Linked DNA regions of Mus musculus: region 1 is linked to region 2. Evidence: chromatin loops called from intact Hi-C (ENCODE). Cell type or tissue: left cerebral cortex. All regions are shown on one strand. Links, peaks and the distances in the headings refer to the core of each region. The heading gives the core; the rest is flanking DNA.

What was found. A loop is a pair of places that touch in the nucleus more often than their neighbours do. Peaks named below come from ENCODE experiments on the same cell type or tissue, not always from the same donor. Only the 100,000 strongest peaks of a DNase experiment are listed, where the experiment ranks them.
Region 1: a loop joins it to region 2, with 2.3 times the contacts of the local background. A loop is called at or near these places in 9 of 42 quality-filtered maps.

The regions. Positions count from the first base shown.
Region 1 is chr4:34,817,487-34,832,989 of GRCm38, reverse strand. Zfp292 (zinc finger protein 292) reads left to right here. Exons shown (of 8, transcript NM_013889.2): 5 at 6,095-6,297; 6 at 13,390-13,526. Among named protein-coding and RNA genes, the nearest start is that of Smim8, 47 kb to the right of the region's middle. In left cerebral cortex, for the core only: no CTCF peak of the experiment used is centred there; a DNase peak (open chromatin) is centred at 8,919.
Region 2 is chr4:34,873,877-34,889,379 of GRCm38, reverse strand. Zfp292 (zinc finger protein 292) reads left to right here and starts at 6,432. Exons shown (of 8, transcript NM_013889.2): 1 at 6,432-6,622. The coding sequence starts at 6,461. In left cerebral cortex, for the core only: a CTCF peak has its summit at 6,937; DNase peaks (open chromatin) are centred at 3,373, 6,397, 6,890 and 7,252; H3K4me3 peaks cover 2,522 bases; H3K27ac peaks cover 2,047 bases.

The sequences.
Region 1 (15,503 bases), core at 4,277-12,276, 58 kb after region 2:
TTAATTTAGTTGTCAGCTTCTCAGCCTTTTATTGAATCTCGAATCCAGCAATTCTCTGTTCTCCTTCCTTCCTCAAAGGAAACTTTATTGCGTCTTATAGCTCGTGGAACCTGGAGGCAGGAAGTGAAGCAGAGGCATGGAGGAGTGCTGCTTACTGGCTTCCTCCTCCTGGCTTGCTCAGCCTGCTTTCTTTTGGCTCCCAGACCCACAAGCCTAGGGGTGGGCCCTTCCAGGCTGAGCTTCCTTCATCAAGAAAGAAAGTATGCCACAGCCCAGTTCAGCGGAGGCATTCTATTCTCAATTGAGTTTTCCTTTTTCAAAACGACTCTAGCCTAATTCAAGGTGGCATAAAACTAGTTAGCACTTTTTGCTATAAACCTGGGTACTGCTGTCTCAGAAGCTATGCTTTCTGTTCTTTTGAGGTAATATCCCGAAAATGGATGGCTTGTTGCCTGCCTGCTGTACTGTTTACTCTAGAGTTTATAAGATTTTACAGTCCTGGTTTCACCATATTGTCACCAACCCTTTTAGTTCTTTCATTAGCCTAGTCTGCTGTTTCGTAGTGGCTTTCATTTTTCCAATTGAGTTTTAGTGTTCTATATGCTTATTAGTTGTTTGCATATCATCTTTAGAGAAAGAGCTCCTTACTGCATAGCCATTTAAAATAAGAACTTATTTGAGTTATAAGTTCTTGCTTTGGAGAGTCATCCTTTATCACATGTATGGTTTGTAAATGTTTTCCATCATTTATTTACCTTTTCAGTTTATTGACTATTCTCTTTGAACAGAAATGTGAAACTCTCCTGCTTGGTTTTTGTCTTCCTTGCCTGTCTCCTTGGTGTAATTGCTAAGAAATAATTTCAAAATACAATGTCATTTAGAATTTTTCCCGTGATTTAGTATAGAAGTTGTGTAGTTTTGAGTCTTATGTTCAGATGTTTAATACTTTTAAAGTTAATTTTCTTAAATGGTACAAGATTAAAGGTCTGGCATCAGTCTTTTTGTATGTTTTTCTAGCACTATTTGATGAAGAGACTCTTCTTTGTCCATCTTAAGAACACTTTTTGATGATGGTTTGATCGTAGGTGGTAAGGTTTCTCCTGAACTCTGTTCTGTTACCTGATCTGTGTGCCTGTTTCATGTCAGTATCACACTGGGCTTTGTTGGGCGTGAAGGGAGATCTACTAGTGCCCACACCATAAAAAAGGAGTTTCCTTCCTCTGCCGGAGCAGTTCACCTTCCACTAACTGCTCAGTAAAGGATGGATGCACAGGACTGCCTCCACCTGTCAGCAGAGGTTTAAAAGTGTTTCCTCTCTCTCTCTCTCTGTGTGTGTGTGTGTGTGTGTGTGGTATTTGGTAAGATTTATTTATTTGTCGTAAGTACACTATACACTGTAGCTATCTTCAGACACTCCAGAAGAGGGAGTCAGATCTCATTACGGATGGTTGTGAGTCACTGTGGTTGCTGGGATTTGAACTCAGGACCTCTGGAAGAGCAGTCAGTGCTCTTAACCACTGAGCCATCTCTCCAGCCCTTTTGGTTTTGTTTTTAAGACATGAAAATAGAAAGACTATTTGTTGGAAAAACGTTCTAGTTGGAATGGGAAAGGATATGAAGCAGAATGAATATATCCAAAATATATTATATACATGTATAAAATTACCAGAATAAATTAAAAAGCTGAAATAAACAACAGCAGCTAAAGACTTTATTGTCCTAGATTCCTCTGAGAATTAGGAGGCCCCTTACAATGGCCTAGTGATTGGGATGGGGTTAGTCAGTGATCGATGGTAGAGTAGAAGGAAATGAATAGGCGAAGGACTAAATGAATTGGACATATTAGTAATTTATCCATAGAGGTTTTTTGTTTGTTTGTTTGTTTGTTTTGTTTTTGTTTTTGTTTTTTTTTGCGGCTGACTCTTTAGTTTCTGAGTTGAAGATAGCTAAGTAGATGTAGTGTGGATATGTTACATATTGTGTGATATAGGACCCCCTGACCCCCGTGGGAATTTTCTCATTTGCTTTTTTGAGCTGGTCTTTCTGTATACCCCAGATGGGTCTAGAACTTACTGTGTAGCCCAGGACGACCTCCAACACAAGCCAGCCTTCCTGTCAGCCTTTCAAGTGTTAGTCTTACACATTATTACTGTCTTGTCCAGCAGGAACGTTCTTTGTCTGCGACTGACTAATCATCCTTCAGGAGCGTTGCATCAAAGATGTCACAGAACCATCTGTTAAGCCTGGCCTGAGAGTGTGCACTTAGTAATAAATATGGTGGCCTCATTTTGTGTGTGTGTGTGGGGGGAATCAAGAGGAGTGGGACAAACTGTTTTACATACAGCAGTATTTGTGCTGTAGTTTATTTAATCTCTTAAAAATATCTTTATTTCTTTCTCCTTTTCTTCTCCTCCTCCTCACTCCCCTTCTCCTTCTTTTTCCTTTTGAGACAAAGTCATACTTTGTAATCCTGCCTGGACTTTAACTCAGATACTCGCTTTCCTGAGTATCTGACTGATACTCAGCTGTGTGAGTTACGCATGTGTGCCAACACACCTGGATCATTTATTATTGATAAAAGTGTCACTAATGGAAAGAATATTTTTTAAACTGGTTGAACATCATACACCTAGATTGCAGTTTTGTTACTTAGCTATATTGATAGGCTTAAAACCAGTTTAGACCCTTTTCTTCTTGAAGTATAGATGCAAAGAAAGTAGACAGATTAAACATGACTACAACTTAACTTTATTTTTTATGGTATGTATATATGAAAAGCATAGAAGAAGACTATGCCGGGGCCTAGCAAACACAGAAGTGGATGCTCACAGTCAGCTAATGGATGGATCATAGGGCTCCCAATGGAGGAGCTAGAGAAAGTAGCCAAGGAGCTAAAGGGATCTGCAACCCTATAGGTGGAACAACATTATGAACTAACCAGTACCCCGGAGCTCTTGACTCTAGCTGCATATATATCAAAAGATGGCCTAGTCGGCCATCACTGGAAAGAGAGGCCCATTGGACTTGCAAACTTTATATGCCCCAGTACAGGGGAACACCAGGGCCAAAAAGGGGGAGTGGGTGGGCAGGGGAGTGGGGGTGGGTGGATATGGGGGACTTTTGGTATAGCATTGGAAATGTAAATGAGCTAAATACCTAATAAAAATGGAAAAAAAAAAAAAGAAAAGCATAGAAGAAAGTGAAATGTGGTGCTTTATTTAGGTACTCAGAGATAAAGAGCATAAAACAAGTCTGTGAGCGCTAAACACATTGCTCTAACATCACAGTCTTGTAGGGCAGCCGTGGAGACTGTGAGTGATGCCAAGTACTGAGAAGGATTGGAAGGAGGAGGAAGGGTGTAGGAGCTGGGAGAAGGGACTTTAGCAGAGCAGTCTAGTGCTAGTGGAGCCTTCCATCTGAAGCGGTACCTGTGGGATGTGCAGTCTTTCTTCCCAACTGTTCACTGATGGTAACATATATTTTTAAGTTAGAAGCAGGCACAGTAGTCAGACAGGTCTTTACCTCTCTGGACCTACAGAGATTGATAAATTTAGATGTCAGAAAACACTTTCTAGTCTTGTTTCTGCCATGAGATGATTTTGTGGCTTAGGGAAATCATTCTGTTGGTGAGTGCCTCAGTTTACTTGTTCTGCTGAGTGACGGGGCTACAGACACTAACCACACAAAGTCCGTTCTGCCCCTGTGCTCTGTGTTCCCTAGAGATATGTCTCTTAAGCGGGCTATTGGTTTCCATCATTAAAACATAAGTGCCTAGCATTTTGAATTTTTAAGACTAACATTTCTGTAAAAATTGTTTTAGATTTATTGTATTGTTTTATGCTTGTGTTTTCCGTGCATGTATGCATGTGCTCCACATGTGTATCTATCGCCTGGGAGGGTCAGCAGAGGGCATCAGATTCCCTGGGACTGCAGTTACAAAGATGGCTGTGAGCGACTGTGTTGGGGATACAATACAGATGTTCCCAAAGAACAGCAAGTGCTCCTACCTCCTCAGCCAAATCTCTTGTCCTGATATTTATTTTTTTAGTGCATTGATCTAAAAATTATTCTGCACAGGTTGTAATTTTGATTTGTATACTCTGTTCCAAAAAAAAAAATTAGGGATTATTTGAAATTGACCTTTTAGGAAATGCCATCAGTTTTGATAGATACTTGCCACTTTGAAATTCATTCTTTACTGCGATCTTTCAGATCCTATTGGTTATGAGTTTCCATGATAGTTTGCAATAATTCCCAGACTTTGTATCTCTAGAATTTCCTTTTTAAAAAGAAAGAACCTATAACTGTTTTCTTAATGTCTGTTACTCATAAATAGTCAGAATAGCCTGCTTTTAACTTTATGTAAATTGTTATTTAAAACTTTTATTAGAATTTGTTTTGATAATGAACTCAATGGAAAATATATTGAAATATCAATGTCCTAATAAGATTATTTTGTACTAAAAATTGTCATTAATGTATTACATTGTGTCAGATAAAGACACTAGATACTTGTACATTTGATTCATCTGTGTTTAGTCTTTATCATGTCCTCTTTTTAGTTCAGTGTAAAGATTAAGTGACTGTAGGTACAAATGCTAGACTGAAGAAATGGTTTCAATGTGTAACTCTGTGCTATTGTTTAAGTATTTGTGACTTTAGTACTCGAGTCACAGTCACAGTGCTTTTTGGATGTGACTTTCTAGGAGAGCAGAGAAGGTAGACTGAATGAAGGGTCCAGGCAGGGCCTGAACGGGAAAGGAAAGACCATCCCTCAGCTACTCGCCGGACGCTTCTTCCACGAGCTCACAGTTAGAGAGGATACAGTGTTCAGCTACAGAGCATTTCAGTTACTGCTTACTAGGGATCTTCTAAAGGCAAGAACGAAATGTTTAAACATGATTTTTATCCAGGTACAGAAAGCTAAGGGAAGTATTTGAATTCATACTTGCTAAAACATTAATTCTTGTTCACAGGTGTTAGAGAACCAAAAGAGCACAGGCTCGAGAAGAATAGAAGCTTATTAACTTAACTGTCTTAGCCGTAATAGATTGGAATAAGTAAAATCCCAAGGGCATTTAATGCATGTTTCCTTTGGCGGACTTTTCCCCCTTCTTAACTATTTTTTGTGCAGATTTTTATTTTAAAACATCAATTAAAAAGATAGTCTTCCCCTTTGTAAAAGAATAAGTGTATTGTCAACGTTAAACCAAGTATTTGTTGAATTTCTTATTCTAGACTGCCCCAATACCCTTATTACCCTTATTACATGGGTAATTATTGATGGGTAACTGGATGGTGCTTTGGGTTGGTTAAGAACTGCGTCGGGCCCAGCAGTGGTTGCACAGGCCTTTAATCCCAGCACCGAGGAGGCAGAGGCCAGCCTGGTCTGTAGAGTGAGTTCTAGGACAGTCAGAGCTACACGGAGAAACCAAAAACAAAACAAACAAGAAGAATAACTGCATTGGGAGATTTACTATGATTTTAAAAGAATTTGATGCAGAAATATTTGTATAAGCAAGAAGTTTATTCAAGCCAGGTGTGGTATACACCTTTACTCTGACGGCAGAGGCTGGAGGATCTCCATGAGTTCAAGGTTAACCTGGTCTAATTGTTCCAAACCTTCCAGGGCTACACTGCTGAGACCCTGTCTCCAAAAAAAGAAAAAAAAAAAAAAAGAAGAAGAAAAGCGGGGAGCGGGGAACCTTTTAGTCCATTCTAAATGTGGCCTTAAGTATAAAAACATTTTCTAAGACTTTAAAAGTTGTCAAGCTTGGTATAGTATCACATTCCTGTAACCCTAACAACTGGGCAACTGAAACAGGCAGGTCACAAGTTGTAAGCCAGCCTGGGCTACATAGAGAGTTCAGGACATCATAAGCAATATAGTAAGACTCTGCTACAAGGTGGGCCGTATGATTTCCCTTTACTTATAAAGTTGAATATTGTGTGATATCCTTACTGACATTAGTAGAAACTTGCTAAAAAGGAATAGTTTGAGTTTCTGTGTCTTAAAAAAAATTTTTAAAGTATTTATTTGTGTTGCAAATGATTTACGAAATGTTAATAATATATTATGTCTTGTTTTTTTAAGTGAATGAATTTTTAGCTTTTGAGGGTCCCATCTTGTTGGATATGAGAATTAAACATCTAATCAAAACCAATCAGTTAAGTCAAGCAACCGCTCTAGCAAAGCTGTGTTCTGATCATCCTGAGATTGGTACAAAAGGTAGTTTTAAACAAACTTACCTTGTCTGTCTTTGCACATCATCTCCAAGTGAAAAGCTAATTGAAGAGGTGAGTATATTTTTTGTTAGTAATTATTTTTTAAAGTGGATAAATTAAGTTTAGATTAGAATGTTTTGGACTTTCTTGTTTGTAAATAATGGAGCACATTTGTCTATACTGTGGTATGTTTGTGGGTAAGGGCAACTTGAATCATATGGGACAGACAGTGCCCTCAACAGTGCCATGGCAGTGGTGGTTATGGCAGTATTTACGTCGTAACTTCATTTTTATTTGACATCAGGATACCTAAGAGTATTTTTACCTGACTAATTTAACAAGAAGAATAAGACTAGATAGAAGTCATATAAATTATCTTTGTATATGTAGACTGTATTTAAATAGATACATGCTATATAACAAAATATACCATTCAAAAATTAAATGTTACTTGCCTATTTTATGTAAATAACATTTGAGTTTCTTTTTAAGACTATTTATACTTCATTGTATTCAAGTGTAGAATTTGCAAAGTTCTAGAAGTATAATCATTACCCAAAGGAAACTATATTTTTGTACATTCAATTTTACAATTAAAAGTTGATATAGTAGTTTGTGTTTAAATAATTTAGATAAAAATTAATAATGTATTGAACTGTAAGAGTTTATTAGTATAGTACTCTATGAACACTGTTTTCAAATGTCTTATATTTCTGCTTGACTCCAGAGCAGTAACAAGAAGTAAAGGATATACGGAGATTAAGGCAGGCAAAATTCTGATATAGACTGGACAGATTATCACCAGGTTCCATCTCTTACTAAGGAGCTATTAGCAGTGTGTAGTTGCTGAGAGGGAGACTGTGGAGGAGGTGGGGCAAGGGGCTGGCCACTGATGGAATTCCAGTGAAGAGCCTCACACATACATATGGGCAGCGCTCAGTGGACTCTGGACTGGTTGGTTAGTTTGTCTTTTAAGACATGAAGAAATTAGAGAAGGTTGATGAAGGTAGTCATGCTTATATTTCATTGTATACCAGTCTGAATTGCCAAGAGTAGAGTACCTTTCTGTTTGGTGGACTTGGTACTTTAAAGGGAATGCTGAAACCTAAGATGGAGTGCACAGTCATCAGTAGACTGAGAAGCCTGTAATTAGAGTTCAGAAGCATGGTTGCCTCGGGTGATTGTCACATGAGGGTAAGGATTGTGTGTAATAGCTGTGTGCTTTTTCCTGTGATTGCAAAATGAAGAAGCTAGATGGTACAGATTTGGACTAAGATGATAAATAAGCCTCTTGGATATGGTGAGAATATTAGAAAACCAGAATGGTTTCTTCAGTCTGTAAGCTGGAGGGAGTAAAACATAGGCTTCAGTCTTGGACCTTATTCTATTAGTTTACACGTTGACTAGTCTGTAACTATTTCTCTTTACCGATTCTTTTATTTTCACAGACAATTTGCATTTTTCAATCACCATATATGAGAGCAAATCTAATCCCAAAACTTTCCTATTAGTTGAAAATGAGAATTTAATTAAGAAATAAAATTTCTTAAGATATCTTCTGAAGTGTGTTTGGCAACAAATGCAGAATGAGTTTTGTAGACAGTAGGAGGCAGTAATCAGTAAATGCCGTGTAGTCTCTGCACAAATCAAGTTTGCCTAGGAGAACCGTCTAAGATTACGGTTGTTAGATTACCTTTGAACTTAGTTTTTAGTCTCAAAACTGTTCCTAGATGTCTAAATGACCAGGCCTTGAAATATGCAATTCATATTCCTTCTTGCTATAATTATCTAGAGTTAAGTAGCAGTAGCCTGGCCTACTCTGAGATATATACCAGAAATATTCTCTCTGGGGATTCTAGGCGTTTCTTTTATTAAACATATAAAATTAACTGTTTTATTTTGTTTTTATCTTCTTGTTAATAAATATGGTTCACTAAGTTCTCTGTGTCCTCCAACCAAGGAAAACTATCAGTCATAGTGACCAAATTTTAGGTTTGTGTATATGGATAAATCCTGTGGAAAGTCCATTTTTTTAGAAATATATTACTTTTGTAATATTGTTTTAAGAAGTGTATTTGAAACTGTTTCTTGTCCCATATGAGGAAAATGTTTTAAAGTTGATTTGTCAACCAGTCTTATTATTTCTGCCCCAAGGGAAAGTAGTCATGTCACTTGCACCTTGAAACTTTCCCAAAGGCATTGCCTCCTTTAGGGATTGTGTTTACAAGTATGTATGTATGTATGTATGTATGTATGTATGTATGTATGTATGTATATCCTTCCTCTTCTCACAGTTTTTGTTCCTTTTTCTCCTCCTCTTCCTCTTTTTTTGGTGTGTGTGTGTGTGTGTGTGTGTGTGTGTGTGTGTGTGTGTGTGTGTGTGTGTGTAAGATTTGAGTTTTAAAAGCATGTTCCTTAGAGAATATGGGGATAGATTTAATTAAAAGTCAGGTGTGGTCTAAATTGATAATCCTGAGGAAATTCTTGTCCACATGATTGAGTGGGCAAGAAATGAACTATTTTCCAGCAGTAATAGCTGCTGTCCCTGTAGGATGTCAGACTTAGGGGCTGTAAGAAAGGATGCACATTTCATTGTTTGCTATAATAAGCTTTTCTTAGATTCTTGGCAGAGCTAGTAGAACAGTTGGCAGCTTTAGCTTACCTCCAGTTTTTCAGTTGATTCTATCTTTAGAATAAACATGGAAGAGTTTTTTGAATGCCCTTTTGTTTTCTCTCTAGTCATCATTTTCTCTCTCCTCTTTCTCTGGGATGGAGAGTGTGGGTGAAGTGTTTGCCACACAAGTGTGAGAACCTGATTTCAGACCCCGTAAACCCAAACAAAACATGGAAGCCTTTATATGTCTATAATCCCAGTGCTCCTGTGATGAGATGGGAACAGCAGTGAGCAAGAGGCCCAGGTGAAGGCAGACAGACAGTCAGGGACGACAGACACCACTTCCAGCTGACTCCATGTCATTCACTTGCCCACCACCACCACACCCCCAGCACAAAGAGTTTTTTCAGAGTTCCCTTAAATCAACTTAGAAATATAACTTATATACTTTTCTTACATTTCCTACACACATATATTTTATATATTTAAAACATACAGTCATTAACTGACAACACTTTGTTTTAGTGACCTCATTTCAATTTGTTCTGTTTACATGTAATAACTGCAGTTCATTAATATAAATTTGTGATATATTTAACCAGACAGGTGGATATTTAGATTGGTGTCTTGTAAGTGAACCTCCTTGCATCCTTGAAAATATACTGATACATTTCATTCACTGATGTGGAATTGATTCTAAGAATCTACATCTTTTAGACATGTGAATGGTAGCACAGACCTATAATCCCAACACTGGGGGGTGGGGTTGAAGCAGGAAGAAGCAAGGTCAAGGCCAGCTCAAGGTGTGCCTGGTCTTTAAAAAAAAAAAATCAAGAATTAAAACAAAGAATCTACATATTGTAAATAGGGTAGAGACAAATTATTCAGAAAAGCAACAACAACAACAAAACCATGACAATGAACGTGTCCTGAAATTCCTTCTTTTCTGACACTGGAGAGTCTTGATGTAGAAATATTTGCTAGTTGTATGATGTTTTTACTTTTTTTTTTTTTAGGTGTGATGATGTTTGCCTTTAAAATTCTTTCTCTATGACACAAAAACATATTTTGCTGAGCAAACTGTAATCTTGAGACTATTAATGGAAAATTGAACTAATACATTTTAAAATATAGTTGGTAAACATGAAGTACTACTTAAATGTTCTATTCTTTTACTAAGTAGCACAGAGAACCATATGAAAATAAAGGCATTATTTACATTCTAAAATTATATTTCTGCTTTATAAGAGGATTTAGCAGGGTATATCTTTAACAAATAGATCGTTCTATACGGTCTTACATTTGAAATTTGGCCTATTTTATAAAAATAGGACATAGTCCCTAAATTGGTGATATATTGGTAATTCCTGAATTATGCTGCTTTGTAATTTTAAAACAATTAATTGTTTTCAAATGGTTATATTTTACTTCCACAAATTGTCTATTCAGTCATTAATTTAACTTTAGTTCTCTTATCTGTGCTATTGGCTTTTTTTTTTTTTTTTTTAAGAGAACTTCTCACAAATCAGGAAAAAATTAAGTTTGAGGTAAGGGGCCATGTTCCTGGAACCTGTGTAGGAGTGAGAGGAGAGGAGCAGGCCCACAGAACTGTTTTCTCTGAATGCTAGTGCACAGCACGTTCAACATACACTGGATAACAGTACAGCAACACAATCTTTTAGTTAAGTTTTTGTGTATTTTGAGGATATGAACTTTTTCACTTGGCATATTGTGTACATTTACATATGCATATACATAGATGTGTTATATATATATGTGTGTGTATATATATACACACACACAAACACACACACACACACATATAAATAGAGGGAGAGGAATTAGCACACACACTTCAAATATTAAGAGTTAGTTTAATGGAGGTAACTGTGGGAAATAATTATACAATTGGTGCCATATGAGCTTTCAACAGGAATTCAGGTTTTAGAAGGAACTGATGAGATTCAAAGATATCATATTTTCAAGAGATAATGAATTTTTTAAAACTTGAACAAGTAAAAAACAATGTTTAACACTCTAGGACCTCAATATACTTAGATATGTGGAATTCTGAGATGAGACTGAATCTAAGCTTGTATTAAAATCTTGACTGTCAGTAAATTAATAATTTTGAGTAGCTTAAATCTCTGAGCATCCCGAGTTAGCAAATCTGAGGTCTGAATTTTCCTCAAATCTCTTAACTTTTTGAACACAGACATACCACCAATGAAAAACCCCACCTCTGCCATCATGTTATGGTCACAGCGAGACACAGGTACACTAAAGACACTGCATGGGCTACTGACCTTCGGGCATGTGTATAAGATGGGAAAGGACATTTTATGTGCAGATTTGGACCCCAAACCCAGTATCTCATTGTATATATGCAAATAATTTTAAAAATCTGAAAGGTACAGCATATCTGGTTCCAAGCAATCTAGGTAAGTGACCCTCAGCTTTGGTAGTGTCTTCCTGCAGCCTCTCATGTCGATTATCCATGCTAATTCTGAAGAAGCTGGCCCTAATAAGTAGTTTGCTCCCATTACTGTTATTAACATGTTATAAAAATGGTTTTAAAAAGAACTTGCAGCTCATCTGACTGACATTTGTCATGATGAATGTATTAGAGTAATTAAAATTAACAAAAGCCTTGTAAAAGGTAATATAATAAAATGATAAGGGTTTAGATCTTTGTCAGTCAGATATGGTTTGATTTGTGGGTCTAGTTCTTAATTGTTGTAAGCAAATTAATTTCTTATCTATAAAATATTATACTCTCTGCCTAGTGAGAAAATTATAATTGCAGTGTACATGAAATGTCTGACGCTGTGTTTAACATATTGTAGCTATTTTAGAATACTGATTGTATAAACATACATCTTTTGGACCCTTGTTTGTTGGGTTGTGTAAATGGCGTAGCTTACAGATAAAGCTTTGCTACAGCCTGTCTGACAGGAGTAGTGCACTGCTCTTACTGTACTGAAGTTACCACAGGTGGTCCAGACACACACACTCTTTAGTCAGCCTTTTCCCTGGGTGGCTACATGTGTCTGATCACAAACAGTTTAGGATTCAGTCAGAGCAAGCTACCGATTGCACCCTCATTTTAAAATGGTTGTTGGTAAGCTAAAGAGTTGAGGGAGGGACTGAGTGCAAAGGCCTTGACTTGGCTCCCACACCTTCATGATGGTTTCCAACCACTCCTGACTCCATCTTCAGAACTCCATCAGTCAGATTCCATCTTCGGGTTTCTGGCACTAGGCACACGTATGGTACATATATGTACATGTAGACACTAGTACATACACATAAACAAAACCAAAATCTTTCTTAACATCTTTAAGAACAAGTCATTGTTAGATCACAAAAAGGGAAATCAATGATTTTCTTAGTGTTTTCCTGTTTTTGTTTTGTAATTCACCCTAGCCTAGAAATTACAATCTCTTGCCCCTCTGCTCCTGAGTGCTCAGATGTGTCTGCAAGCACCACCATGCCTTAAAATCACATATCAGTCTTACATACATAACACCTATCCTTTTGCTTACCTTGCATCTGATGGGTTGTGAGAGAGATTATTATGAGCCAGGAGAGACAACTACAGTCCTGTGATACATGGTTGCTGATGGTCTTCATTCTTCAGTTCCATCTCATGTATACCGTTAGGAATTCAATCTTTCTATTTCCCGAAGAAAAGATAATCTTTCCTTGTTTATTGTTACAGCAAATTGTAGACGTCATTGTCTAATTCTGTTTTATATGTATAAGTAATTAAGTGATACATCTTAAATTTGTTTTAAATACTAGGTTAAATGATTCAGGTTGCCTTTAGAGTATATGAACCTCCAGCAACGCTTTGAGTTGGAGTAAGTTTATATGAAAAGCAAAATAGTAGAGATGAGTGAGCCTGTTTTTAAAGTGATACAGCTGTATTCAATACTCTGGGTTTTTTCTTCCCTTAAGATTAGTAGACAGTTTATTAGTCTGTATCCACTACATTCTCTGTGTTTTCGGGTTTTAGTAATGGTTTGAATCAGTGAGTCAAAGAGTAACAGTGAAAGTGCTGTGGTTTTCTTTTTTGGTAATGGATCCAATTTAATGGGTAAAAGATGCTTATGACTAATTAACACCTGGTAGTTACTGAACATTCATGCATTTCTGAAGGTAGTTGGTATCCTGCGGTTTTAGTACTCTCTCAGAATACTGTATTAATATTTATTAGTTATAAAGAGTGGTTATAGCCGGGTGTGGTGGCACACACCTTTAATCCCAGCACTGGGGAGGCAGAGGCAGGTGGATTTCTGAGTTCAAGACCACCCTGGTCTACAAAGTGAGTTCAGAAACCCTGTCTCGAAAACAAAACAAAACAAAAAAGAGTGGTTATTTTAAAAAATAACTTGCCAAGTCTTTATCTCAGTTATCATTTGATAGTATATAACTTTGATATGTTTTACTGATAAGAATTTGTGTGTATCAAAAGGAAAATTAAATTTATTGTTGTGTGTGTGTCCTAAAGCCACTTCATGACCTGTTTTTGTTTCCTTTTTCTATAGATTTCAGAAGTGGATTGCAAAGATGCGTTAGAAATGATCTGTAACTTAGAGTCAGAGGGTGATGAGAAAAGCGCCCTGGTTTTGTGTACTGCCTTTCTGTCACGGCAGCTCCAGCAAGGAGATATGTACTGTGCTTGGTGAGTTGCTATTCTTTTCTAAGGATTTTGTTAAATTAGTAAACAAAGGTCAGGTGGGGTGACACAAGCCTTTAATCCCATTACTCTGGTGGCTTTGTAAACTCATTTTTACGATTTCCAGTCTTGCCTGGCCTACGCAGTAAGTTGCAGGTCAGCCAGCACCACATAGTGAGACCCTGTCTAAAAAAGAAATAAAAACAATGATAAGAATTCATGTAATCAAGATGGCCTCCTGCAGTAGTAGGGAGCACAGCTATCTCCATGGCCTCTGGTCATAACACTGACCGTGATTACCTCTGCCTCTGGTGGCAGGACAGATGACAGATGCACCTGGCCCCTCCAAGCAGCAAGGAGACCAACTGTGTTGGTGTTATACTGTGTGCTGCTGCTGTGTGCTGATGGCTGTAGTCTGTGCTTCCTCTGGAGATATGTGCACGCTAGTCCATGCTACCTGCTGCTTTGGGCAAGTGGCCTTAGTAACTACAATGACATTGAAGGCTGTTGTGACAACCCCTGCCCCCCGCCTGAGAGAGAGAGAGAGAGAGAGAGAGAGAGAGAATATATGAATGAGAGAATAAAAGAAACAGTATACACACAGAGAAGGTGTGGGCTCAGTTTTCTTTAAGGGCCTGGCTACTGTGAAGTGGGATGTTATGGAGGCAGAAAAGAATTCATATAATTTAGAGATTTTAAAAAATCTTTTTTCTTACCAAGACAAAAGGTGTATTTTCAGGTATTCTGTTCTATGAAATCTGATTATCAAATATTTCATATTTTAGTTTTAGGAATTCTTTGTGTTATCAGGCAGTATTAAATTTGTTTTCAGTTCTTTCTACCTATCTGTGATTAGAGTATATTTTTTCTTTTTTTAATATTTATTTATTATTATATGTAAGTACACTGTAGCTATCCTCAGACACACCAGAAGAGGGCATCAGATCTCATTACAGGTGGTTGTGAGCCACCCTGTGGTTGCTGGGATTTGAACTCAGGACCTTCAGAAGAGCAGTCATGCTTTCAACTGCTGAGCCATCTCTCCAGCCCAGTATATATATATATTTTTAACCTACATATTATATATTTTGAGCTACTTGGCACTTACTGGTAGAAATATAGCGTATTTAATATCTGTATTGAGCATCCTCCTGGCTGGCTTCTTGGGTCCTTTAGATGCTTCCTGACCCAGCACATTCCCAAACTTCTGTAGCACCCTTGGAGGGGGGGGGGGGCTGCAGCTTATTCTGACTTCCATTAAGATAAAAAACTTGATAACAGCCCTAGGTTATTGTTACCCAAGATGAGCAGTTGTCACTCAGTGGTAAGGTAGTCTTTAAAGTAACTGGATTATAGCATATTAAGAATATTTGCATTCACACAGCATGTGAATGAATCTAGAACAGGCAAGGTAAATAAATGGCTGTGCAATCAGTTCAGAGTTACCAAGCTTTTCTGAGTAGTTGCCTCTTGTGAATAAGTTAAATCTTAAATACAGAGGTGATTGCTCTTAAAGTCATGGATAACTACAGTGTGTTTTTCATGGACAAGTAGATTTTCTGAGCATAAGATAATGTGAGAGTCAGTAATATCTAGGGAATCATTGCTACATTGGTTTAAAACGACATCAAAGTGAATTTTATGTGACACACAGAAGCTGCCTCTTACCAACTCTGAAGGCAACACTAGAAACTTTATGTAGAAAACATAGTTAAAGCACAGTTGAGAGTTTGGAGAATGGCTAGAGGACACATGGGAGGAAGAAAGTGGAGCTGCAGAGCTTAGGGGAGTGAGTAATCCAACCTTCTAGCGTGTAGAAGGCCTGCCCTTTGGGTATGGCTGGAGGCATAATGGAAATGGAAAATAAACTTCCTGCATCTGTTTTGACTACAGTAAAAAGTTTAGGCTATTTGGAGATAACGATGAATTCAATAGAAAGAGCTGAAGGAGGAAGAATGGCAGCCCCCCTGTTCATGCACAGTA
Region 2 (15,503 bases), core at 2,655-10,654:
CACTTAGAGGAGGGCAATTTCCTGTGGCGGCTTTACCTAGCCTTCCACTGAGTCACTTTGAGATGCTAACTGGAGGCTGCAGGAGCCGACCCCCCGCAAAGCGACTTGGTCAGGCGGATCAGCTGCAAGAAGAACTGCAGAAGCAGGGTACCGTTTACCTAGGCTAGAGAGCAAATATGGTCTCTCTACAGTCTAAACTGTTTATAATGAGAACAAGGACGACAGGCTACTGTCAAATACAAACTGGATTGCATTCATTTCAATGGATACATATTGACTACTAAGTACACTGTCACTTGCCAAGTGACATTATAGAAAGTAGACTGGACATAATACAGTTTCTACTATTAAAGTGCTACCAGATTGTGAATAAGACTCAACTATATGGCACCTGACTGTATGCAACACAGTAAGTGGTTCATCAAAGCTACCCCACTTTGAAGAGTGGGGATCAGAGAAGTATAGAGAGAAAGAGAACATTTTGTAAAGGTGTGCTGTGATTGTAATTCTAGCCCTCCAGAAGCAGAGGCAGGTCGATCACTGCAATTTTGAAGCTAGCATGGTCTACATGGAAAGCTTCAAGACAACTAACACCATGTAGTAAGACTCTATTACAAGAAGCAGTGTTAAACAACAAAAAGAACTATGAGGGCTGGAGAGACAGCTCAGCAGGTAAGAGCACAGGCTACTCTTCCAGGGTTAGATTCCCAGTACCCACTTTGCGTTCACAATAACTTGTAACCCCAGATCTGATGTCCTCTTCTAGCCACTGCAGGGTCTATACATACATAGTACACAGACATACATGCAGGTAAAACATCTATAATGTAAATAATAAAATTTTAAAAGTCTGATAGAAGTTGCTTGTTGGAAATGACTCTTGTTCAATTTGTGATCAGAGCAAGAATACTCAAAATAGTACCAATTAAAATAGTACTGCTTCTATATTGAAGAAAGTGTCAAAAACAAAGGTTCCCAACCTATGGGTTGTGACCCCTTTGGCGGGGGGTGGGTGAACAGTCCTTTCACAGGGGTCATATATCAGATATTTACATTAGGATTTATAACAGGGACTGGAAAGATGGCTCAGCACTTAAGGGCACTGACTGCTCTTCCAGAGGTTCTGAGTTCAATTCCCAGCAACCACATGGTGGCTCACAAATATCTGTAATGGGATTTGATGCCCTTTCCCTGGTCTATAAGCTTCATGGAAATTTCTGGGCAGTCGTGGCGCATGCCTTTAATCCCAGCACTTGGGAGGCAGAGGCAGGCAGATTTCTGAGTTTGAGGCCAGCCTGGTATACAGAGTGAGTTCCAGGACAGCCAGGGCTACACAGAGAAATCCTGTCTTGAAAAACAACAATAACAACAACAAAAGATTCATGGAAATCAACAAAATTTCCTAAGTTGATGTCCTAGAATGAGAAGAGAGACCTGTGCATTTCTAAGTTCATTTCACCACAGCATTGCTATTTTTTAAAAACTCAAGTGTTACAACAGTGTGATATTATATAACACCCGATGAGGTAAATGATGTACAACGATTATAATTTAGAACTACAAGGCTGGGCGTATAGCTCCTAGTTGATAGAGCCTGTGCACAAGGGAAAGAGTGGGGAGAGGAGGAGGGGAGAGGGAAAACTATTTTCTGTATTTCTCTTTGCTTCTTTAGAGAAATGGTGCACGCCAATTCAACTACGCTACAGAGTTTGTTTCCAAGGTTCTGTTTTTGCTTTATTTTATGACTGCTTTCATTTGGGTGAATTAGAATAATTAGCGATGGCTTAGTTGACAGAAAGGCTGCCAAACATGCATAACGAACTCAGTACTGCACAAAACGAGTGTGACGGTGAAGGACAGTAGGAAAAGAAAATCAAGTCATTTTTCTGCCACGGAGTTCAAATCAAACATGGGCTGCAAAGTGAAACTATCTCAAAAAAACAACATAGTTTTTTCTTCTTCTTTTTTTCCTTTATATGTCATTACTCATTTTCCATTTGGTTTTTCTTCCTCATAAGGTAAAAGAAAAAAAAATCCCGCTAGATAAATCCCTCTGTTTCCCTCCATGAAAAGAATGTAAGGACTAAAACTAATCTTTTTACTCGTGCTTCGTGTTTCGGGCTCATTGGAATTGTGTACGTAAGCGGACCAGTGCCTGGCTTATGTTTTCAGCGCTTTTAATCGATCCGGTTGCTGTCTCTCAGAGGAGGAAAAAACATATCTTCTCTACAAAAAGTGCAGTGTGATTTTAGCAGATGAGGCGGCGGTCTTCACCCAGATCTCCAGTCTTCTTGGATGCACTCCAAGCAGACGCCAATCCTCGCGTCCCCAAGGCTGCGGGTTCAGGCGTCCGGGTGCAGCCCAGCTCTTTGGAGAAGGCCGGCCAAGCCCTGCAGGGCGAGTCTCCCGGCCTCCCTGCCTCCTCCGCGCGCAGCCCGAGCGGCTCCTCCCGGCGGGCTCTGGAGGCCGCGCGCCCGCGGGCTGTGTGGCCAGCTGAGGCAGCTCGGCTCGCGGGCTTCGGGGTGCAGACAGGGCTGGGGAGCAGCGTGGCGGCGGCCGGCGCTGCCAGCGTGCAGCAGGCACCGCGCATCCCCGGTTCCAGTCTTCAGGTCCCGCAGTCTAGGAATTCCTCAAGAGCCGGCTGGTGCGCCAGGCTTGCAGGAAGCCCGCAGGACCCGGGAAGCTGGCGCCACCCGGAAGCGCGGCTCCTCAGCACAAGTGCCGGAAGTGTAACTGGTGGCTGAAGGCTCGACTGCCTGAGGGCCCTTGTGATACCACGCCCACGAACTAACTGCCTTGCTTGGTCAAAACGCTGTCCCCAGAAACCTGGGGGCTTGTGGCCCAAGTGGCCTTATTGTCATTTTATGGACTGGGTCTCCAATTTTTCCTAAGAGCCTCTAGGCAGAGAAGGGTATGTGCGTGTGTGTGTGTGTGTGTGTGTGTGTGTGTGTGTGTGTGTGTAGTGGTTCCTGTGAACTGAAAGTTTGGTACTTAAGAAGCTAACGGCTACGGTTAAGTTTTGTGTGTATAAGGTCTCAAACCTGGGACATATGGCTAGCCAAGGGACCTGTTGTATAAAAACTGACCGTGACCATCAGGTTCTCAGCATTGCTAAGACCTGTTACAGAGTCCTGGCTTCTCTTAGCACGCCTCACCCCTGCCTCCCACCATAAACCTCTCCAGCCCCTGAACTTGCTTGTCTTCCCCCAGCTTGCGATTCCTAGAGAACTTAGCTATTTTGGGTGCACGCTCTTGGTCCTCGGCTCCCTTGGTCTCTTCTCTCTGCTTCCCCGCTGTCCCTCTAATCATCTGATCTATTCTGAGAGAAATGTTCACTCTGTACTCTCCCAAGTTGCCTCTGGCTGTTCTCTCCTTTGACAACCATACCAAGGGACAATCACATGCTCGTTTCCACTCAGTGTGCTTGTTGATTGTCTTCTCTGTGGGTTGGTAGGATGCCCTGCACCCACAGGCGTTGTATTAAATAGCTATGTAGATGTCTCTCTTTATTTTCAATTGTTAGTTTCTGTGCTATGACTGGATATTTGGTATGGTCGTTTCTGTGGCCCATTACTTCTTTCTATATGTAAATGTTTTGTCACTAAGTCACTTGCCCAAAAAGAGGAAAAAGCAAACAGGTCACAGAAAGTCACCTTGGTCTCAGGCTGGCCAAAAGGCACTAAGACATGGATTTTGAGGTCTGAGATACTCAAGCCATGCCTAGTGTGACTTGTTCTTCCTGCTGCCTGCAGACTGGGCTGGAGAACTGTTAGTTACAGCTCGAGCACCATGTCTTCCTGCCATGATGATAACGGACTAATCCTCTGAAAATATAAACCAGAAATATTGTCCTTTATAAGAGTTGCTGTGGTCCTGGTGTCTCTTCACAGCAATAAAACCCTAACTAAGGCCGTCTTTCTCCTCATAATTCTCAAGTTTAACAGTCACAGACACTAGATAAAAGCAAAAGGTGCAGATGAATTTATATGGCCGTACTAGAATGCAGATCCAATTTATGATTCCAGTTTCCTTTAAAATTTTATTTTCTATGTAAGAGTGTCATACCTGCATGAGGTCTGTGCACCACTTGCATGTCTGGTTCCAGAAGCAGTTGGCATCCCCTGACACTGAACTCACAGACAGCTGTGAAGCAGCCACCTGGTACAGGGACTACAACCCTGGTCTTCTGGAAAACTAGCAAATGTTCTTAACCACTGAGCCCATCTCTCCAGCTCCTAATCCAGTTTTTTTAGCCACAAGGGTATCATGGCCTGAAGGTAGGAATGACATTACTAGGTACCCCCTCCCCATCCCATTACCAGAGTCTCCGGAATGTGCTCTGCCATCGAGCTACACCCTAGCCCTATGTAATAATTTAAAAAATCATTATTCAGGCATATTTCACTTTGGATCTTTCTCTCCACACCTGCTGCTACACACTTTCCTTCCTGTAAATGAAGTGTGGTGTAACTCATTACTGTTGAATTGTAGAAAAGGTAAGCTTCCTAGCCTTTAGTTATTGTACAGTCCTTGCATTTACTGGTGCATTGGCTAATCACATATTTCTTTTGATAATTTTCATTGGAATCCTAAAATAGCATACATTGATGGAACTTTAATACCTGAACTATATATATAACCTGGGAAAATGAACTGCAAAATTTAAAATCTTAAGCAAGGAGGGTACAGGGCAGCTCATTGGTAGAGTATCTACAGGGACTAGGGCAAGACAAAACAGCTACCTTCATTTGTTTCTTCAACTCTTTTTCACTGTTCAATCCAATAGAGGAAATCCTTAGCCTTACAGTGTGCTCCCCTGGTCTCATGTACATGCAAGCATTAGAGGATTCTGTCTTGTTAATGTGCAGTATTGATGCTGTTTTCTGTAAGGTTGCCTTGTGCTTGTTCATCTTATGTAATGATTTAAAAGCATGCATTACAAAACATTCGCTGGAACAACACAGTATTCAGAGAACATTTTCCACTAAGTGTCCTCCTCCCGTCACCTGTGAGGACTAGAATCACATCTGGCTTTATTATATACATTTCCTGAAAAGGCTACTGGATACGGTAGAAATTATGTTTTTGAGACCCAGCATTACAATGTAGCCCGGGCGGACTGGACCGGGAGACCCTCAGCTCCAGCTTCCTTCGTGCTGCAGTTCTGCTAGAGCCAACCTCCAGGCTGGTTGTTCATTTTAGATAACTATCCTTAGAAAAATACAGTGCAGTCAGAACACAACAGTAAAATGACCAGGTGTGTCAACGCTGTTGTTTGTTTTAAAAGGATTCAGTTGTAAGGCAGACATCTTGCCTCTTAAATAAACAGTAGGTTGTGGGGTGTTTTGTTTTGTTTGTCTATTTGTTCTTGCTGACCTGAAACTGGCAAAATAGTGTAGTCTCTGAACTTCTGATACTCTGGCGTTCACCAGGGAAGGTTGAGATTAAACAGGCAGTTGCGTGCCTTTTGCCTGGTTTATGCAGTGAACGGAGCTAGGCAAGCACTCTGTCAACTGAGTCACACCCCTAGCCCTCAAACACTGGGTTTGTTATTAGTTTGATTATGAAATTTATGGTTAAGCACATTGATTTTCCGACTACCTCTTATTCTACCCCCTACTCCTTTAAATTTGTAAGAACTCATCTGGCATAGGCTGGAGGAGGAAATATTATGTAGCCAGGGATGAACTTTTGAACCTCTCGTCTCCGAGTGCTGAGATTACAACCGTGCACACAACACTCAGCTCTCTTCTCCAATTCTAATGCCAAATACTGTTTTCGTCTTGCAAATAAAATACGGCTTAGAAGGCCACCTGTTTTGCAGCACCAAGAGGAGGGTTGCTACTGGCATTTATTTGACATCCGTGTTCCTTTTTTTACTTTAGCATCCTTAATTGTGTTCTTTCCTTCGACCTACTTTCCCAAACTAAGATTCGGTGTGGATTCTTGTAACGCGTAACGGTAACCAGATTTTAGAAAAGCTTTTGTGCCTTAAAAACCACCGGGTTACAACATTAATCATTTCGGTCTGTTTGAATTCTCTCCACACTATTCTTTTCTTGTGTTCGCTGCTTGATTTCCCAGAATGAGAATTGAACCTCTCATTTTGTTCTGACCCAATTGTTGTGTGTGTGTGCCCTCCAACACCTAGAGCGCTTGTTTCCAGGAGGCGTTCTCGGGTTGGCCCAGAACCAGGGCAATCACCAGCTCTCCACCCTGCCCTGGCCTCCGGCTGTTCCGCAGACCTTGCCCTCGCCCTGGCCCTGGCCCTAGCCGCCGCCGCAGCAGCAGAGGCCTCAGCTTCAGCTCGCTGCAGCACTGCCCCGGCGGTCGCCAGCCCCACACCCGGCCTTTGTACGTGCGCCCAGGCGTGCCAGCGCACCGGGCACGTGACCCCGCCGAACGTGGCATTGTGTTATCACGTGACCCAGGTGCGTACGCGACGGAGCGGGCTGCGAAGATGGCGGACGATGAGGCCGAGCAGGAGCGCCTGAGCGGTGGCGGCTGCGCGGCGGAGCTGCGGCGCCTGGGCGAGCGGCTGCAAGAGCTGGAGCGGCGGCTATGCGAGAGCCGGGAGCCCGCGGTGGAGGCCGCCGCCGCCTACTGCCGCCAGCTGTGCCAGGTGAGCCCCTCCCCCTCCGCGGGCCTCGGCGGCCGGAGCGCGGGCGGTCCGCGTCTTTGTGTTCCGCGGCCAGGCTGGGCCGGACGGCCTCGGGGCTCCGTGCACGCTCCCGGGCTGCGCCGCGGGCGCCGGGCTGCCCGCCGCGCGCCAGTCCCCCTGTCGCCGCCGGCCGTCGCGCGCAGTCGCTCGGCCTTTGTTGTTGGGTTAGGCTGCGACCGGAGGGTCTTTGTTGATGTTCTCGAGCCAATCCCGCCGGACCTGCAAGCTGGGAGTGGCGGCGGCGTCTGCGCTGCGGCCGTTCCTGCTGGCTGCTCTCCGCGGTGCATAGGAGCTGTCACCGTTCCATAGTCAGTCGTCCCTTGGGGGCGGCTTTACCAGTGCCTGTTTCGCCTTTACGTTCCGGAAGAGTACGATTTCCGGCCCCCCCCCCGTGCACCCCCACCCCCACATTTCTTGGGTTCTTTCCTGTTAAGTGTCTTTGGTTGACAAGGGATTTGTGCTTGGGTCAGTTTCAGATCTTCCCATTCTTTTCTTGCCCAAGGACATTGCTTTTCAGCAACGTTTTCTAACTAGGATTTAGAATGTTAGTAACATTCTAAATGTTATCTTATGACAGATATCAGAGTTTGGATCTCCATCTGGTCTTAAGACTCCCCAGTTAACGTGTGCTGACTATGGAGGGAGGGAGAACATTGATTAAACTGCCTAGTTGAGGCCGTTTTTTACATAAAGCATGAAACCTAATGGATGTGTCATGCTTAAGATTTTGTTTTGGAAACACTGAGATTTGAACAATGGTGGAGCATTTTAGGATTTCACAGGGATACTTTCACTTGCCAGCCTCCAGGTGCTGAAATCTATCTTTCTAGGGTATCTGATCACATACAGAAGCAGCCCCATTGCCGTATGCATTTTATGCTCATGCATTGATGGTTCGTTATTTAAAAAAAAAAAATAGGACCAAGGATGACTTGTCTGCAAATATATGCAGTCAGAAAGTTCGTCAGATCTGGAGGCCACATTACAGAGTCATTGTTTTAAACCTTAGTATTAAAGAAACTTTGAAATTTGCTATTTTCTATGCCCTGAAATTGCCCACCATCGTAAGCCTGAGAAATTATTTTAGTAGAATTTACAAATAAGGCTTTCATTTGTTTGTTTGTTGGTTTTTTTTTTTTTTTCCCCTGAAACAGGGTTTCTCAGTGTAGCCTTGGCTGTCCTGGAGCTCACCTTGTAGACTAGGCTGGCCTCGAACTCAGAAATCCCCCTGCCTCTGCCTCCCGGAGTGCTGGGATTAAAGGCCTGCGCCACCACGCCCCCACCACGCCCGGCCAAGATTTCATTTGTAAATGGAGTCCACTTCTGGAGGAGGTGTTTTGAGACAGTCTTTCCATGCTCTCCTTGCTGGCATTAATTTTGGGTAGTCGTCTTACTTCACCATCCCAAATGCTAGGATTACAGATCTGTGCCACCATGAGCAGTTGGGAGCAGACTAAAGTCTACTTTAGTTCGGGATATTAATTCCTTAGTAGAATCCACTGATGATTTAAGGATTGATAATACTGTTAAAATGAAGGCTCATGCGATAAAGAGTATAAGTATAGCTTTCTCTTTCGTTTTTGAGATTGATGCACAAGTATCACTGTGTGTGTGGTTGTGGTTAAGATGGTACTAGGTACAGCATGCTAGGTACATCACCAGGTTTTAAATTCTTCTTGTTTATTGTTTTGTCTTTTTTAAGACAGGAATTGTCTGTGTGTGTGTTGGGGGGGGGGGAAGGGTGGCCCTGGCTGTTCTGTAGACCAGGCTGGACTTGAACTCAGAGATTTACCTGTTCCCCTCTCACCCTCTGCCCCACCATGTGCTGGAATTATAGTCAGGTGCCACTGCCTGGCATTTTAAAGTTACTTCTAATGAATAAAACAGTTAAAAAAAATAACTCGATATTGGTTTTATTAAGTGATAAATCTTAAGGTATATAAATCATTTTTTATTACCTTGCTGATAAAAATCAAATAGTAATGAAGTAATCATTGGTGGTTTTCAAAAATTAGAAATAGTAATTCATACTGAGGGTGTATTGGCTGAGGGGCAAACCCAGTGTCTCTTGGGTTCGAGGCTTGTTCGCTAAAGACTGATTTATGCTCCCTACCCCAATATTATAAATTATAAAAGTGATCTCCAGAGCTCTAATTCTGTATTTGAGAGGCCGAGGAAGGCAGGTCAGAGTTTAAGGCCATCCTGGGCTACATAGTGAGTTCCAGATAATAGCATAAGACAGAAGAGAGAGTGGGGGTTGGGCTCCAACTCAAATATCCTTAGAATTTTGTCTTAGTTAACATGGGATGTAATGTTAGATGTAGGGGGAGCTAGAAATTAAATCCTGTTTTCTAACCTTGGAATTACAGTTCGACCTTTTTATGTCTTTCTCCGGTAGACCTGGGCTGTCCACATGCTTCTAGAAAGCCAGGATAAATAAACGTTTGGCAGTCACTGGACTTGAGCTAATATTCTGTCAGCATTGAGGCTCAGTTTTAAAGTCCTCAATTTTGTGCTTATTTAAAGATTGCTCTGTTATATTTACACTTATTTGTGTCTGTGTGTATCTCTGTGCATGTGCCACAGCATGCAGAGGTGAGAGGGAAGCTTGCAGGAGTTAGTTCTTGTCTTAGTCAGGGTTTCTATTCCTGCACAAACATCATGACCAAGAAGCAAGTTGGGGAGGAAAGGGTTTATTCAGCTTACACTTCCACATTGCTGTTCATCACCAAGGAAGTTAGGACTGGAACTCAAGCAGGTGAGGAAGCAGAGGCCATGGAGGAATGTTACTTACTGGCTTGCTTCCCCTGTCCAGCTTAGCTTGCTTTCTTACAGAACCTAAGACTACCAGCCCAGGCTGGGCAGTGGTGGCACACACCTTTAATCCCAGCACTTGGGAGGCAGAGACAGATGGATTTCTGAGTTTGAGGCTAGCCTGGTCTACAGAGTGAGTTCCAGGACAGCCAGGGCTACACAGAGAAACCCTGTCTGGAAAAACCAAGAAAGGGGAAAAAAAAAGACTACCAGCCCAGGGATGGTACCACCCACAGTGGCCTAGGCCCTTCCTGCTTGATCACTAATTGAGAAAATGCCTTACAGCTGGATCTCATGGAGGCATTTCCTTAAGGGAGGCTCCTTTCTCTGTGATAACTCCAGCTTGTGTTGAGTTGACACACAAAACCAGCCAGTACAATTGACCTCTCGACTTGGCACAAACACATCACTATTAAGCTTCAACTCTTACTTTCTTATTCATCCCCAGATCTAAATAACTTTAAAAGTCCCACAGTCTTTACAAATCTTTACATATTAAAATTTCCATCCCTTTAAAATATCAATTCTCTTTTTAAAATCAAAGTCATTTTACAATTCAAAGTCTCTTAACTGTGGGCTCCACTAAAATACTTTCTTCCTTCAGGAGGGAAAAATATCAGGGTACAGTCACAATCAAAAGCAAAATCAAATTCTAACTCCAATGTCTGGGATCCACTCAGGATCTTCTGAGGGCTGTGGTCACTTCTCTACCTCTGCAGTCTGTAGCACTCTAAGCTAGGGTGGATCCACTCCACAGACGTTACTGTTCTTGGTGATCATCCCATGGTACTGGCATCTCCAATACATTGGGGTCTTCTGCTGCAACTAGGCCTCACTAACAGCCACTTATAGGCTCTCTTCATGGTGCCAAGCCTCAACTCTTTTTGTATGGCCTTTTCAGTCTTGGGCCATCAATTGCAACTGAGGCTGCACCTTCCCCAATGGCCTTCCATGACCTCTCACAGTGCTGAGCCTCAGCTGCTCTTCAGGACCCCTTCATGCCTTCAAAATCTGTACCACCTGGGTGACTCTTACACATTACCAAGTCCCGCTGCAGCAGGAGTACAACCTTGGCTATCTCTGGAACACAGCCTCTGTGCTTTCAGGAAACACTTGCCAGAAGATTTCATCTCAGTGATGCTGGTCTCTTCTTAATAATCACTGCTAATTTCTTAGCTCCAGCTAACCAACATCAATGAGTAACACAAAGGTTTCATTTTAGTAGTTTTGGTATTTTGTTAATCACAGCTGATTCTTCATTCTTAGCTAACCAAAACCACAGAATCTTTACAATCCAAACAGCAACAGCCCTGATAAGAGTCTGTAAGCATCACTCTGAAATTTCATAAAACAGGCCTCCACCTTCAGCACTGTTCTCAACATTATCTTCCAAGCTCCTACAGAACATCCCACAGAGCTCTTAACATCCCAATGGCTCTTCTGGCTCAAAGTTCCAAAGTCTTTCCACAGTCCCCCCCAAAACATGGTCAGGTTGTCATAGGAATACCTCATGCTGGTACTAATTTGTCCATCATGACCAAGAAGCAAATTGGGGAGGAAAGGGTTTATTCAGCTTACACTTCCACATTGCTGTTCATCACCAAAGGAAGTCAGGACTGGAACTCAAGCAGGGCAGGAAGCGGGAGCTGATGCAGAGGCCATGGAGGGATGTTACTTACTGGCTTGCTTCCCCTGCCTTGCTCAGTTTGCTTTCTTATAGAACCAAGACTACCAGCCAAGGGATGGCACCACCCATAATGGGCTAGGCCCTCCCCTCTTGATCACCAATTGAGAAAATGCCCCACAGCTGGCTCTCTTGGAGGACATTTCATTTCCTTTCTCTCTGATAACTCCAGCTGTGTCAAGTTGACACACAAAACCAGCCAGCACTGTTCTACCTTGCGGATCCCATGAATCAAACTCAGGCCTTTACTGACTGAACTATCTTCCTAGCCCGAGTTTTATTTATATATTATTTTAAAATACTTTTTTTTTTTTGGTTTGTTTTTTTCGAGACAGGGTTTCTGTGTAGCCCTGGCTCACTTTGTAGACCAGGCTGGCCTCGAACTCAGAAATCTACCTGCCTCTGCCTCCCGAGTGCTGGATTAAAGGCGTGTGCCACCACTGCCCGGCTTTAAAAATACTTTTAAAGGTTTCTTTTTATTTTATGTATGTGGTAATCTGCCTGCATTTACATCTGCATCATGTGTACAGCGTCCTCAGAAGCCTGAAAGAGTGTCAATCCTTTGAACCTCTTGGATGGCTCTTCAGCCACCATGGCCAGCAGAACAACAAGCAGAGGAAGCAAGAGGTTGTATGGTTCAGCAGTTCTAAATAGTGGGTGTTGGTTTGAACTTCAGGACTGGCCTCTAGTTGTTTATTTTAGACATACTTAAGCACAGCAAAGTTTGGCAAAAGGTTTCCTGGTGGTACTTGATTCAATCCCATGTGCACAATGAAGTTTAAGACTGCATCTAAAGCCGGGCAGTGGTGGCGCACGCCTTTAATCCCAGCACTCAGGAGGCAGAGGCAGGCGGATTTCTGAGTTCGAGGCCAGCCAGGGCTATACAGAGAAATCCTATCTCGAAAAACCAAAAAAAACAAAACAAAACAAAAAAAACAAACAACTGCATCTAAACTCTTTGTACTTAGGAAACCTTTCATAAAGATAGGTGGTATAAATTGACAGACTCTCAGTAAGAGGCGTGGTCACCAGGCTATTACCCACTTCCACTGGAAGCCTTCAGGTCAGAGAAGAGGGTTATGAATTGCTTCCTTTATGGAACAACCCTGTGGGTTTGACATTCCTGGTTCCTTAGTGCTTGTCTGTGATCATAAGGTCCTCCTTGCTTTCCATAGGACCTGGAGCTACAGGCAGCAAGGTGCTGGGAACCTACCTCAACCAACATGTGCTTATGCACTGAACCCATCTCTCCAGCCCTACCTACCTTTAGTATTATTATATGTCTCTGCGTGTGTATATAAATGCAGTGGAGGTCTGAGTATTGCTTTCCAGATTGGACTGTTCTTCCACAGTGGGGTCCAGGATCAGTTTCAGATTGTCAGGTTTGTGTGACAAGCATCTTTACTTGTAGAGCCATTCCTACAGCTCTGTGTTTGAAGGTTAAGCCAGGTGCCTACATTCTGGAATCTGAGGCAGAAAAAGATTGCTGAGTTCTAGGCCAGCCTGGGGAACCTGTCTCTGAATAACACCACCACCAAAAACCCCAGTAACACTAAACCAATTACCATTTTTCTCTTCCCTCCTCCCCTTTTTAAACAAAGCAAAGCAAAACAAAACTCAGTCTCAGAGTGACACAGGCTGCCTTGGTCTTCCTGCCTCAGCCTAAGTGCTGCAATTATAGTTAAGCATAGACCATCGTGGGTGGGCTCCATTGTTTTCCTTCCTTCCTGTCTTCTCTCAAGGTACATATCTTTTGGATACTATGTTACTGTTGTGCTTATATAATGAATCGGGGTAATTGACATCTCTATCATCTCAATACATCAATAATTTCTTTTTTTTTTTTTTTAAAGATTTATTTATTATTATATGTAAGTACACTGTAGCTGCTTCAGACACACCAGAAGAGGGAGTCAGATCTTGTTACGGATGGTTATGAGCCACCATGTGGTTGCTGGGATTTGAACTCTGGACCTTTGGAAGAGCAGTCGGGTGCTCTTACCCACTGAGCCATCTCACCAGCCCCGTCAATAATTTCTTTATAGTGAAGTCATTCTATATCCCTGATTCTAGCTAGCTATTTTGAAAAACACATTACACTATTCTTTTTTTTTTTCTTTCTTTCTTTCTTTCTTTCTTTCTTCTTTCTTCTTTCTTTTTTTTTTTTTTTTTTTGTTTTTTTCGAGACAGGGTTTCTCTGTGTAGCCCTGGCTGTCCTGGAACTCACTTTGTAGACTAGGCTGGCCTCGAACTCAGAAATCTGCCTGCCTCTGCCTCCTGAGTGCTGGATTCAAAGGTGTGCGCCACCACATTATACTATTCTTATTACTCTAGTGTGTAATAGGGCATCCTATTCTTTTTTTTTTTTTTTTTTTTTTCAAGACAGGGTTTCTCTGTGTAGCCCTGGCTGTCCTGGAACTCACTCTGTAGACCAGGCTGGCCTCGAACTCAGAAATCCTCCTGTCTCTGCCTCCTGAGTGCTGGGATCAAAGGTGTGCGCCACCACGCCCAGCGGGCATCCTATTCTTAATTGTAGCTTTGTACTATTAAGTTCTGTTTGTCTGCTCTTTCTGAAGTCTCTGGTTGCACAGTTTTGGTTCTGTTTATGGCTGAGCGTACTTGTTTTGTGTTTCTGTGTTGGGTCATTTAACTAAACTTCATGTCTTCCAGTTTAGTCCGTGTTTTTGTAGGTGACAGACAGTATTTCACTCTTTGATTGACGAACAGAATTCCATGGTGCATGGTGCTCACATTGACGAGCACTTGGTTACTTTCCTACCTTGCTTGTTTTGAAGTCTTCACTGATCCGACGTGGACGGCGTCTCTTCCACTTACTGATTTCATTTCCTTTGAATGAGGACCCAGCAGTGAGGTTTTTGGCTATTATGGGGTATTTGTTTTTAATTTTATCTTTTTGGTAATAGCCATGGACTGGGGTGAGGTGCTTCCATGGTGCTATTCTTACTTATTTATTTTTCATGTGAACCCAGGCAGGACCTTACAGAAGCTAAGTAACCATTCCCAATCAGCTAGCCTCGTTTCCAGCCTTCTCGTTGTGGGTTTAATTGGTTAGTGGAGCTTAGGACTTTTAAAATGTGTGTGTGTGTGTGTGTGTGTGTGTGTGTCTTCATCCATTCTTCTGAGAACATTCTATTAGGTTTTTTGATAATTAATGAGTTAGATTTTTTTTTTGAATTTTTTGTTTGTTTGGATTGCTTATATTCTGGATATAAACCCCTTGTTAGAAGTACAGTTTGTAAAACCCCTTTTTCTTCCATTCAGAAGGTTCTCTTTATCTTGTTTCTTTCTGCAGAGGTCTGCAGAGGCTTTCAGCTGGATGTAACACCAGCTACCTATTTTTGCTTTTAGGGTTATGTCCAAAAAGCCCTTACCCAGTCTTTTTTCTTGTAGTAGTCTTATAGTTTATGCTGAAGTCTTTAATCTGTTTTGAGTTGTTTTATATATAGCGAGAGAAAGCATTTCAGCTTGATTTTTCTCTTTATGGATGTTGGCTTTTCCCAGTTCCCTAACTGAAGGCAGTATTCAAACGTAACTTCTTTTCTTGGCACCTTGTGGAACATTAGTTAGCTGTAGATGTGTGAGCTAAAAATGAATTTGTTTAAATTTTGAATTTTTACCTCAGTAAGAGTTGGGCTGGAGAATACAGTGAACATACCAAACTAGAAATTGCTTATAAGGATAGCAATTTCTAATTGACACTGAAGGCCCTGGCCTCTGTGTCATCCTTCTTTCCTGCTATGCAAGTGAAGAGAAAACATAGCTTCAAGTTCCCCTTTTGGGAGAAGTGCCAAGTAGTAGAACATGGTGCAAGAGAACCTGTTGTAGATCTTTAATTGTCCTGTTATTTGAAAGTTAGTGTAAATGTATTTTTATGTAGCTGTAACATTTAATTGTATCACAGAGTTTCTTAACGTCTGCTTACAGTGCCATCACAAGACTCCTCAGGGACAGCCTCTTCCATTGTTTCAGAATAGTTTCTCTAGTTACTAATGTAAAACCTGGCTGGCTCCATGGGACATTTTGAATGGTTTTACTCTGCTGAGGTAGTACTGACTGTACTTTCATTGACTACTTACTATTGTGGGTGACCACGATTCCTGGTTCAAGTACCTTACAGTCTCTAGAAGACAGAAAGGTAATTTTGAATGTGATTTGTATTTTTTATTTCTAAGATGAATACAGTATAACGGAAAGTTATTTGTTTAGGAATTTAAATAGAAACATTCCAGCAGGGTTCTTAAAGGCACTTTAAGATAATTATTCATTAAAAAAGAAGCCGATTTAATAGTTGAAGAATGGCTTGCTTGGGTATAATGTTTGTTA